Linked DNA regions of Homo sapiens: region 2 is linked to region 1. A link is a loop called in an ENCODE intact Hi-C map of the cell type or tissue named here. Cell type or tissue: A673. All regions are shown on one strand.

The links. A loop is a pair of places that touch in the nucleus more often than their neighbours do. Peaks named below come from ENCODE experiments on the same cell type or tissue, not always from the same donor. Only the 100,000 strongest peaks of a DNase experiment are listed, where the experiment ranks them.
Region 2: a loop joins it to region 1, with 7 times the contacts of the local background. A loop is called at or near these places in 1 of 110 quality-filtered maps.

Annotation. Positions count from the first base shown.
Region 1 is chrX:138,753,737-138,758,736 of GRCh38, forward strand. It overlaps a transcript of FGF13 not described here. Among named protein-coding and RNA genes, the nearest start is that of FGF13-AS1, 44 kb to the left of the region's middle. In A673, a CTCF peak has its summit at 2,713 (motif pointing right); a DNase peak (open chromatin) is centred at 2,715.
Region 2 is chrX:139,757,590-139,762,589 of GRCh38, forward strand. ATP11C (ATPase phospholipid transporting 11C (ATP11C blood group)) reads right to left here. Exons shown (of 30, transcript NM_001353812.2): 22 at 4,372-4,517; 23 at 219-278. Among named protein-coding and RNA genes, the nearest start is that of MCF2, 52 kb to the left of the region's middle. In A673, a CTCF peak has its summit at 2,304 (motif pointing left); a DNase peak (open chromatin) is centred at 2,282; H3K27ac peaks cover 1,287 bases.

The DNA.
Region 1 (5,000 bases):
CCTGGCTGACTACACTTGACAGTTAACAAGAATAGTTCTAGTCTACTAAATGGCAGCATTCTTGTTGACTTAATCAAAATTGATCTGATGCTAGGCTTCTAATGATGCTCTTTTGTTTGAATAAAGCTGATTGATCTCTTTACTGAACTGGTTGTGTCTTACTGCTCTCTAAATAGCTAACAGGTTGTTCTTCATTATGGTTATCAACAACAACAAAAAAATCACACTACCAGCACATAAATGGGTTTCTGATCATGGGACTCACAACTGACAAAATGCCAAGGCCTCTGATCATAGTGGTAACAAATAGTTTCCAAGTAGAATCAACTTTATCAGCATTTAATACACACAGGTTACTAATACACAGTCTTAACTGGAATTTTGAGTAGAAGGCATCTTCTTGTGTTTCTTCTTATCAAGGAGTGTGCGAAATATATGTAAATGTTGATGTTTTGCTCGAGACTGGAGAATTTCCAGTAAAATGGATGTGACATAATTCAGTGTATGCATATAAAGTGCACTAAAATGGAGGCTCCATAAGGACATGAATATTTGTTTGATTCCCTGTTATGTCCTCAGTTCCTTATATAACACCCAATGCACATTTTTTGAAAAAATAAATGGATATGAGTATCACAAAGAGTGTCCATTTGATTACCTTGACTCCCTCACCTTCTCTTGGGCATACCAAACTACTTTCAGCTTCATGAGTAAGTCAGGCTCTCTCTCCCACTAGGCTTTTGCATCTTTTGCTGCTGCCATTGGGAATCTTAATTTCCAGAATACTAGCCCCACTCACATTACTTCACCAGTCTCAGGACCTGAGACTTCTGTCCTTAGAAAGGACTGCTTCAACATTTGGCCCTTGGCTGGTGTCTGGGAACTTGGCTGGCAAAAGTTCTTTACACTGATACAAAACTTGCTAAATGGTAAAAGTGCCTCACTATGTTTAAATAGTTTTGCACAAACAATGTGGTTTATGCCAAACCCCTACCTGTTTCCCTTCTGGGCATCTAGAATTTTGGTACATCCCAGGCAGAAGATGCCTATGTGATCAGTCCCCAGCAAAAACCGTAGGCACTGATTCTCTAATGAGCTTCTCTGGTAGACAATATTTCATGTGTGCTGTCATACTTGTTGCTGGGGAAAATAAGCACGTCCTGTGTGATTGCACTGGGAGCGGACTCTTGGAAGTCTGTGTGTAGTTTCCTCCAGACTTCTCTCCATGCACCTTTCCCCTTTGTTAATTTTGCTGTGTGTCCTATTGCTGTAATAAATCTTAGCCAGGAGCATGACTATGTGCTGAGCCCAACAAGTTCCAGAGTGAATCATCAAACCTGGGGGTGATCTTAGAAGCCTCCAACATATCTTTTACTATACACTCATCACATTTCATGAAATAAACAAGTAGCCTCAGATTCAATCTAGACAGTAAGTTTTATGAGGGCAGTAATCTTCCTGGTTTCACTCACCACCATATCCCTAGCACCTAACTCCATGCCTTGCACATTGTGGATATTAAAAATACTATTGGAATTCAGGAATCAATCAATCAATAAACCAACCAGAGAATTCTCTATAGGGAATTAAGTTAATCAAAGTCTATACTTACAAACCAATTGTTAATAGTTAGAGGAATGGTTATAAACTCAATATTGGTTTTGATTTTTACACTTCAAGGTCCAACAATTTCTTGTGGAATACATGTCTAAACTTATAATAAGAACTAATTCAAAAATATGATCTAATGCATTCAGCTTTTTCTTTCTCACATTTAGCCTAGTATGTGGCCTGCATAAGGCAATAAACATGGTTATTAAATAACAAATACATGAAAATATATAGCAAGTTCAAACTCTATAATGAAATTACATTAGTTTATTCTCAGAATAAGAAATCACCCTGAACTGTGAAACACCATTCATTAGCAAGTCATCACAAACTTGCATTTCTTTTCTGCAAAACTTGTTGTTTGACAAGAACTCCAAGCTTCTTGCTCTAACCCATTATTGTAATGATGGGGAGACAAAGGTTCAGAGAGGAAAAGAATCAGGGCTCTCTGATAACTGTATGCAGTGTGTTATGGATTGAATTGTGTCCTCACAAAATTCATAGGTTGAAATACCCCCAATACCTCACAATGTGACTATATTTGGAGATAAGGTCTTTATAGAGGTGATTAAGTTAAAATGAGGCTGTTAGGATGGGCTCTACTTCAATCTGATTGGTGTCCTTATAAGAAGAAGATATTAGGACATACAAAGAGACACCAGGGATGCATGCACAAAGAAACGTCTGTCTGAGAACACAAGGAAAAGGTGTCCATCTGTAAGCCAAGGAGAGAGGCCTCAGAAGAAACCAAACCTTGAACTTGGACTTCTAGCCTCCAGAACTGTGAGAAAATAAGTTAGTGTTGTTTAAGTCACCCCGTATTTTGTTATGGCAGCTCTAGCAAACTAACAAAAGGAGTTTCTCATCCTCCAGATGAAAACCTTTGCTACAATTCCTGTCAAACCAGAGAAAAGAGAAGGCAGCTGGCAGTCAAGGATTCCAGAAGCCCTGGGCAGTTTCTCCCTCTCTCCAGCTGTCCAGTCAAATTTCAGGCTGGAGAAGCCAAACTAGTCACTGGGAACTGCGGTGGGGGTGGGAGGAGTCTGCCTGGGCAGCCAGTTTGAAGCAGGACTGCTGTGTGCTGGCTATTAGCAGGCAGGCTCCTGGAGATGGCAGCATTAGCTAATGATTGCTCCTTCAGGCAGGACAGCTGCCTTTCTGCTTTTTTCCATAGCAATTTGTGGCCAGGGAAGGCTAAGCAACGGGCCCAAATAAAGCAAGGACCCTTGCCAGTGCCATATGTTTCTAACTGAAATGGGGAGCCCTAGAAATGCTTTTAGAAATAACCATTTGCTCTTAGCTAATTGCAATTCCCCTACCCCAGCCCTTTGTCAGACCGCAGCCTTCAGGAATACCAGGCTGCCTGGGGGACAATTGTACATTACATTGTCAGTCTGGGGTGTAAATTTCCCACTCCAGTCATCCTGTTGAACTCACAGTTCTGTCCCTCCTCCTAATCCTCCTTCCCCAACATGCCATCCATATTTCTGGCTCCAGGTGATGTCCACTATATACTCCATCTGGAACACCCTCCTTCTTTCTCTTGATCTAATTCCAGTCCTTTACCTACTTCCAAGCTGAATTATACCTCTGTTATCTGTGAAGCCTTCCTTGGGCACCACAAGCTGCAGTAAGGCTTCTTTTCCTGAAGTGTAATGGTGCATAGTGACAAGGGACCTATACTGGAGCCACATCGAAGGAGTTGAGCAAAAGGTACACAGAGGCAGGGGATGGGTGCGATGAGAAACAACCCTGTCTGTGCACCTAGTATGCCATTTACTGGCTTGGTACCTAATCCCATGCTGCCTGAGGAACATACCTAGCATCCTGGTTTGACTCTTGGTCACATTACATATCATGTGCATTGATCACTACTGCCTCAGGGTTTTCCCTGCCAACCTCACCCCTTTCCCACCTCCCCACCCTTTGAGCATCACCTATAGTGTATGTCGCTGAATTCCAAGTGGCATGCAATTTTCTGCATGCCACTTGGCATATTCTCCCAAGTGGCTTGCAATTTTCTGAACTTGGTGCTGAATAGACATTTAGAGGTGAATTCAAATCCAGCATGGAACCTCTGTGAATTTCCAAGAAACTCTAAAAACAACTATTTTGCTGTGTTTTCTGCCATCCTTAAAATGTCAGTCAAAGGCCTGAAGGAAGAGCTAGCTGCTCTGTGAATTTTTTTTCTCTGTGAATTTTTTTTTCTGTGCCTAGAAATGTGTGTGAACCAATAGTGAGCTGGCAGTATATGAGACATGGCAACGGAGCACAGGAAGGAAGACACCAAAAAATGCCCAACACAGGATCTCTGACCTTGAATTGTTTAGACGAATAAGGAAGACAATATACTGAGTGCTACAATGAGGGACAGGCAAGGAGATGTGGGACCATCAGGAAGGCAGAAAGGAATAGAAAATGAGGAAAGTTTACTGAGAACCTACTATACACCAGATTCTGTGACAGCTGCTTTACATGGATGATCTACTTCAGTTCCTTTAGCAACCCTGTGAATTGGTAGTATTATTACATCCATGTCTGACAAAACGAAAATCAAGGATAATTGAGTTGCCCAGAGCTGCACATCAAAAAAGTAGTAAGGGTAGGAATTGAACTCAGGTCAATTGTACTTCAGGGACTGTACTGTTAGTCACTGTGCTGAACTAGCACATGCAGTACTGAAATTCAGCTCTAAATCTGTGGCAAGTTAACTTTTACTAGGCGGGAATAAGGAAGCTGTGTCTGCTCCTCAAAGTCAAGTTGGAAGGGGAGAAACAAATGCAGGGGAAGCCAGAGTGATCCCTAAATGTCCCTACTACTACACTTCTTCCTCCCATCTGAGCTCAGGGAACCTAGTCCTCTCCTCCTCCCTCAATGTACATACCGGGGGAATGTACTCTGGGGAAGAGAAAAGGACCTGTCATGTGTTCACACAGCATGTCTCCTGATGCTCAGTGCACTTCCCTTGCACCCAGGTTTTAGTCCCAGAATGTTACCTTCTCAAAGCAAGGACCGTACATTTCTATGCATGGTCTTTTCCAGACACATCCCAGCTAGAGCAATCAACAGCCAAGACCTCAGCAACCGGACCACTGAAACTGACAAGAAAAACACAGCAAGTTCCTAGGTCCTCATGCTTGGCATTGCAGCTCTCCACTCATCTCTGCTCTGGATCTTCGACCCTCTCTTCTCAGTGACCACTAGCTAGTGGTTGAGATGAGTCCAATCTGGCTCCTCTCACACAGGAAATGCAAGGCCCTTGGCATACCATGTGTCCCCTCCTTAAACTGCTTGGCTCCTGCAGCCTACCCTGAAGCTTTCTGGTCCCCCAGCTCTTTTTGCTTTTCAGCAAAAAAAGAGTTTTGATTACAAAAACTGTCAGAAGTAAG
Region 2 (5,000 bases), 1.0 Mb after region 1:
GTTATCACAACTCCAACAGGATGTACCAAAAGCATTTCAAAATGAAGGTAACAATAAGAAAACTAGAAAAGCAAAGACATAAACATTTGCTGTTGTCAAAACCAAGAGATCATTTTACTTTGTACATACATCTCTAATCTCTAGAAATCTAATATATAAGGGTAATTTATTAACAGCAAATGTAAACTATATTATAACGAATAACTTGAGAAACAAACCTGTTGTGAGAATCCACAGAAGAACTGGTACAAAAACTGTGGCAAAATGAAACAAAGGTTCTGAAAAAAAAAAATTAAGACAAGGATTAACATTTTCACTTAATCAACTTGCTAAACTAAAATGGGAAACTATATTCCAAATAGTTTATAATTATTCCTAAATCCTTCTAATGTCAGAATGCAATAAACCTCTATTCCACAGACATAAGGAAACAACTAAAACAATGATTAATTCATATTAAGGCCAACTTTTGCCCTATCAAGGCAGAAGAGGATCTTATTTACTTTATGAGAATCTGTTGCTGTCCTTCTTCCAGGAAATAAATGAGCTCCTCCAATATGAACACCTAATGATACTGTATCTTTAACACCAATTAGATTTGCAAATCATATAGTAGACTGACAATGCTGTAAGTGTACATTTAAAGTCAATTAATGCCAATAAATAGTTGGGAAATTATTATAGATTATGTTGACACTAACAATATCAACTAACGCTTTAATGCCTTTATTACTACCTCATCAAACAATCAACATATCATTACTGAGCATCTACTACACACAAAGGTGGCACACAGATGATAACAAAAAAAGAGTCAACTTCTTTTTCCTAAGTCAGGGCTCCCCCGCCCCTCCCCCGAGGCTGCACAGCAGGAGGTGAGTGGCAGGCAAGTGAGCATTAGGGCCCGAGGTCTCTGGTGCCAAAAAGGTTGGGGACCACTGTCCTAAGGGACTTATTATTTAATTTGAGAAATACTAAAAAGACAAGCAGAAAAGAAACACAAGCTGGGAATTCATAAGGTAGTAAAAGCTACTAAGTGTGATTATAAAATACTGAAAGTAATGTCTTTAAGCAAAACTACCAGCACGAGAATTTTCAAATAAGTGCTATCCTTCAAAGCAGGCTGTGAGCTTTTTTACTGTTACTTGGTCATGATGTCTCTGAACTTCTCTTCAAGAAGCCCCTTCAAGAGCCCACTTTCCAGTCATGCCAGAAAACCAGTCTCCTCCCTTCTGTCAGCTAATTTCTCCAGAATTAGCTCTAGGAGACTTGAGACTGTTTTTAAAAATCAAATGCAACCTCAAAAGATGAACATCTACCACAGCTGAGGATATTTCGATCAATGTACTACTGGCTCTGGAGGATGTTTCTAAAGAAATGAGCTCAACAGGTTTTGAATTGCCCCTGCAGCATGAGTCAGAGCTCCCAAGGTCATCACCTGGAAAAGCAACACTCATTTATACATTATCAGTTCTGGTACAATGCAAAATATAGTCCATAGTATTCCTAGAGTCACAGTTTATGAAAAAAATAAGTGTTCTGAGGTTGAAGCAGGTAGAGCTCAGTGGGGATCATGGGGATGCTCCATTGAGAAGGGAGAGCAGGTATCTACCTCACCCACCAGAATGTAAGTCTCATGAGAAAAGGGACACTGCCTGTCTTATTCCATGGTGTATCCTCAAGCACCTAAAACAGGCCTTGGCACATGGTAACACATTTAAAATATATTTGTTCACCGATTGAATAAACAACTTAGAACTCGAACTATGAATAAAGATGAATAGGACATGTTGATGGCAGGAACCAAGGCAAGAATGTATATATTTTAAACTTATATGGTAAGACAGGGTCACACTGTGGGGTGCATTAAAAGCCAGACTAAAGCTGAGACGGTGGAGAGTAAAGGTTCTAAGGGACAAGTTGAAAAGTGGCATTCTTTAAACACTAATCTAGTTGAATTATGTAAGGAGGATTAAATGGAGAAACAGAAGGCAGGAAGACCTGTCACTGAAGTACTCCGGGAGTGGGCAATAACAATTTGAAGATGCAATGGCGAGAGGATGGAAAGACTTCTCAGCTCAGCCAAATAGAGTTGAAAATTTTAGAAATCCTCTTCGCACAAAAGATAGTAATAAAAAAGAAATACTGCTGAGTCAGTAACCAAGATGATAATGGGCCTAGAGATACTAACGAAGACAGAGGATATCATCTACATAAATAACCACTGGTCAACATTTGCCATTTTAACGCTTGTTTTGCTCTCCTTAACAGAGCATTCCTTCCATCTGGTGGCAGTTGCTTAAATTGCAGGCCAAAACTCAAAAGAGGCAAAATAAGCCTCTGAAATAGGTTCAGATTACTAGGCAGATCTGTATGACAAATCTTCAAGGGATCTCCTACTAGGTGAAGGTCAAGAGAGAATAACCCTTTATTTCCATGAGCTGCTGTTACTGGGTGCAAGGCCCAAAAGACCCTAACTGTGACACATAAAAAGTCCTGGATTTGGAGTAAATGAATCTATGGTGGAACATCTAGCTCTGTCACCTCCTGGATGGAAAGCCAAAGGCAAGTTATACCATCTCTCTGAGCTCTACTTTCCATGTATTTTAAATGGAGATACTACTACTTGACTCATAGGATGTTTGTGAGGATTACATTTTTTAAAAAGTGATTTTGTGAACTCACAAAATACCTTACACATATTGGGTTACCATCATCATTATCATCATTTTCCTCCTCCACAGTGTTTGGCCTGGCTACCAGCAGATACTGGCTACCAGGGTCTTAGAAAATTTGTGAAACTGGGTTCATAGTTTTATAAATATGTATTTTCTTTAAATATAAAGTTAGTAAGAAAGACCTAGGGTTGACTATAGACAACTGACACACAAAATCAGGTGCTGAGCTTTAACTCTTATAAAATATAGGGTATGAAATTCAAATATCATAACTACTTGAATTATATACTAAATACTATATGATTTGAGTAGTTGGAAGATGCACTAAATACTCTACCTACAAACTAGAATCTAATTAAGAAATTTGGTAAATTCTATTCCCTGGTAGACAATAACAAGTATGCAGACTCAGTCTAACGTATACGCTAATGCTTGGTGATAAAACGGAAACCAAGGTATTGTTGAGGAAACTACTTCAGTGTCCAATATTGGGGATTTGCAATGTTGCACAATTATCATGTTTTGGAAGAATATTAAATTGGGTGAGAAAAATGTTCACAACATAAATTAAGTGAAAAAGGCAAAGTGCAAAGCAATATGTATTATACCAATACGTACAAGGTTTCTTTTGGAAATGATAGAAAAGTTTTAGAATTAGACAATGATGATGGTTGCACATCATAGTGAACACATTATAAGTAACTGAATTATACACTTTAAAATGGTGAATTTTAGGCCAAGCATGGTGGCTCAAGCTTGTAATCCCAGCACTTTGAGAGGCTGAGGGGGGCAGATCACTTGAGGTCAGGAGTTTGAGGCCGGCCTGGCCAACATGGTGAAACCCTGTCTCTATTAAAAACACAAAAATCAGCCAGGTGTGGTGGCATGTGCTACTCGGGAAGCTGAGGCATGAGCATCATTTGAACCCAGGAGGCAGAGGCTACAGTGAGCCGAGATCGCGCCACTGCACTCCAGCCTGAGCAACAGAGTGAGACTCTGTCTTTAAGAAAATTTTTCTTTAAAAAAAGGTGAATTTTGTTAAATTATATCTCAAAAAAATTGTAAAAACCTCAATGTAGTGTATAGTGTATAAAAGTATAAAAAAAGTACATATGTTAATTTGTACAGACAAAAGACCAGCAAGGTCACATATCAAAGTGTTACCACTGGTTCTCTTGGTTGACATGCTTATAGACAATTAGAAATGACTGCAAAAATTTCATTTTAGAAAATTTTTATTTTTGTAGAGACAAGGTCTCATATTATTGCCCAGGCTGGTCTCAAAATCCTGACCTCAAGTGATCCTCCCGCCTTGGCCTCCAAAAGCACTAGGATTACAGGAATGAGCCACTACCAAGCCAAAATGTTCTATTTTTTGATTGGTGTAATGGTTACATGGATGTATACATTTGGCAAAACTCATGGAACTGTACACTTTTGATGAATACACTTTATTGTATTTAATTTACATTTCAATAAGGAGGGCTTAAAAATTCCTATCAAAAATTTTGCATCAAAAGGCATTTCTGGTTTCTGATTCATCCAATAGACCACCTCTGCTTTGTTGACTGCAAATTTCAGTATGAGATATCAAAAGCAGCATTAAAAAAAAAAAAGGAAGAACAAAACCATGACCAAGCTGAGCCAATGCTGGATTAAAAAGAAATTAAATTACATATATTTTATCACATACCTTATAGAAGAAGTACTGTACAAGGTGTGCTATTCTCACATAATATAGATGTCCATGAGCCAACAGCAGTTTCTTTAAGTGTTTAAACTTTGGAACAGAATAATCGCTATTCCTAGCTGCTTGGCGACCTTCTTTGCCTTTAATACCTAAAAGAGAGTATCTCTATATGGTGAGCATTTTCTAGAATAAATGACTCCCTGATTTATCTTCACAGTTTCAACTTGGTTTAATGTTATAGTTCAATTCTATCAATTAGTTTTCCTTTTTTAAAAACCAAAAGAGCTTTCTTTAACAGTGACACTGAGACTTACCAAATAATTTAACTAAGTTTAACTGGTAACTCCCTATTCGTAATACAGTATACAACAATTAAATAGAATCATTATTTCAATCATTACAAGGTAAAAATTATCTGAAGAAAAAAACTCAACTTAAAAATAATTAAGTCACTCAGTAAGTGCTTAATTGTGTATGACGCTAGACTAGGTGCTATATTAAGGGAACTCAGAAACCTGGGGTTTGTGGTCTAGGAGTTCAATGAGAAGACGGTGAAATTCTTTCATGTATGAAACCCTGACTAGCAGCGCAAGGGTTCTATGAGCTCGAGCAGCTTTAGGCCATTTGACACT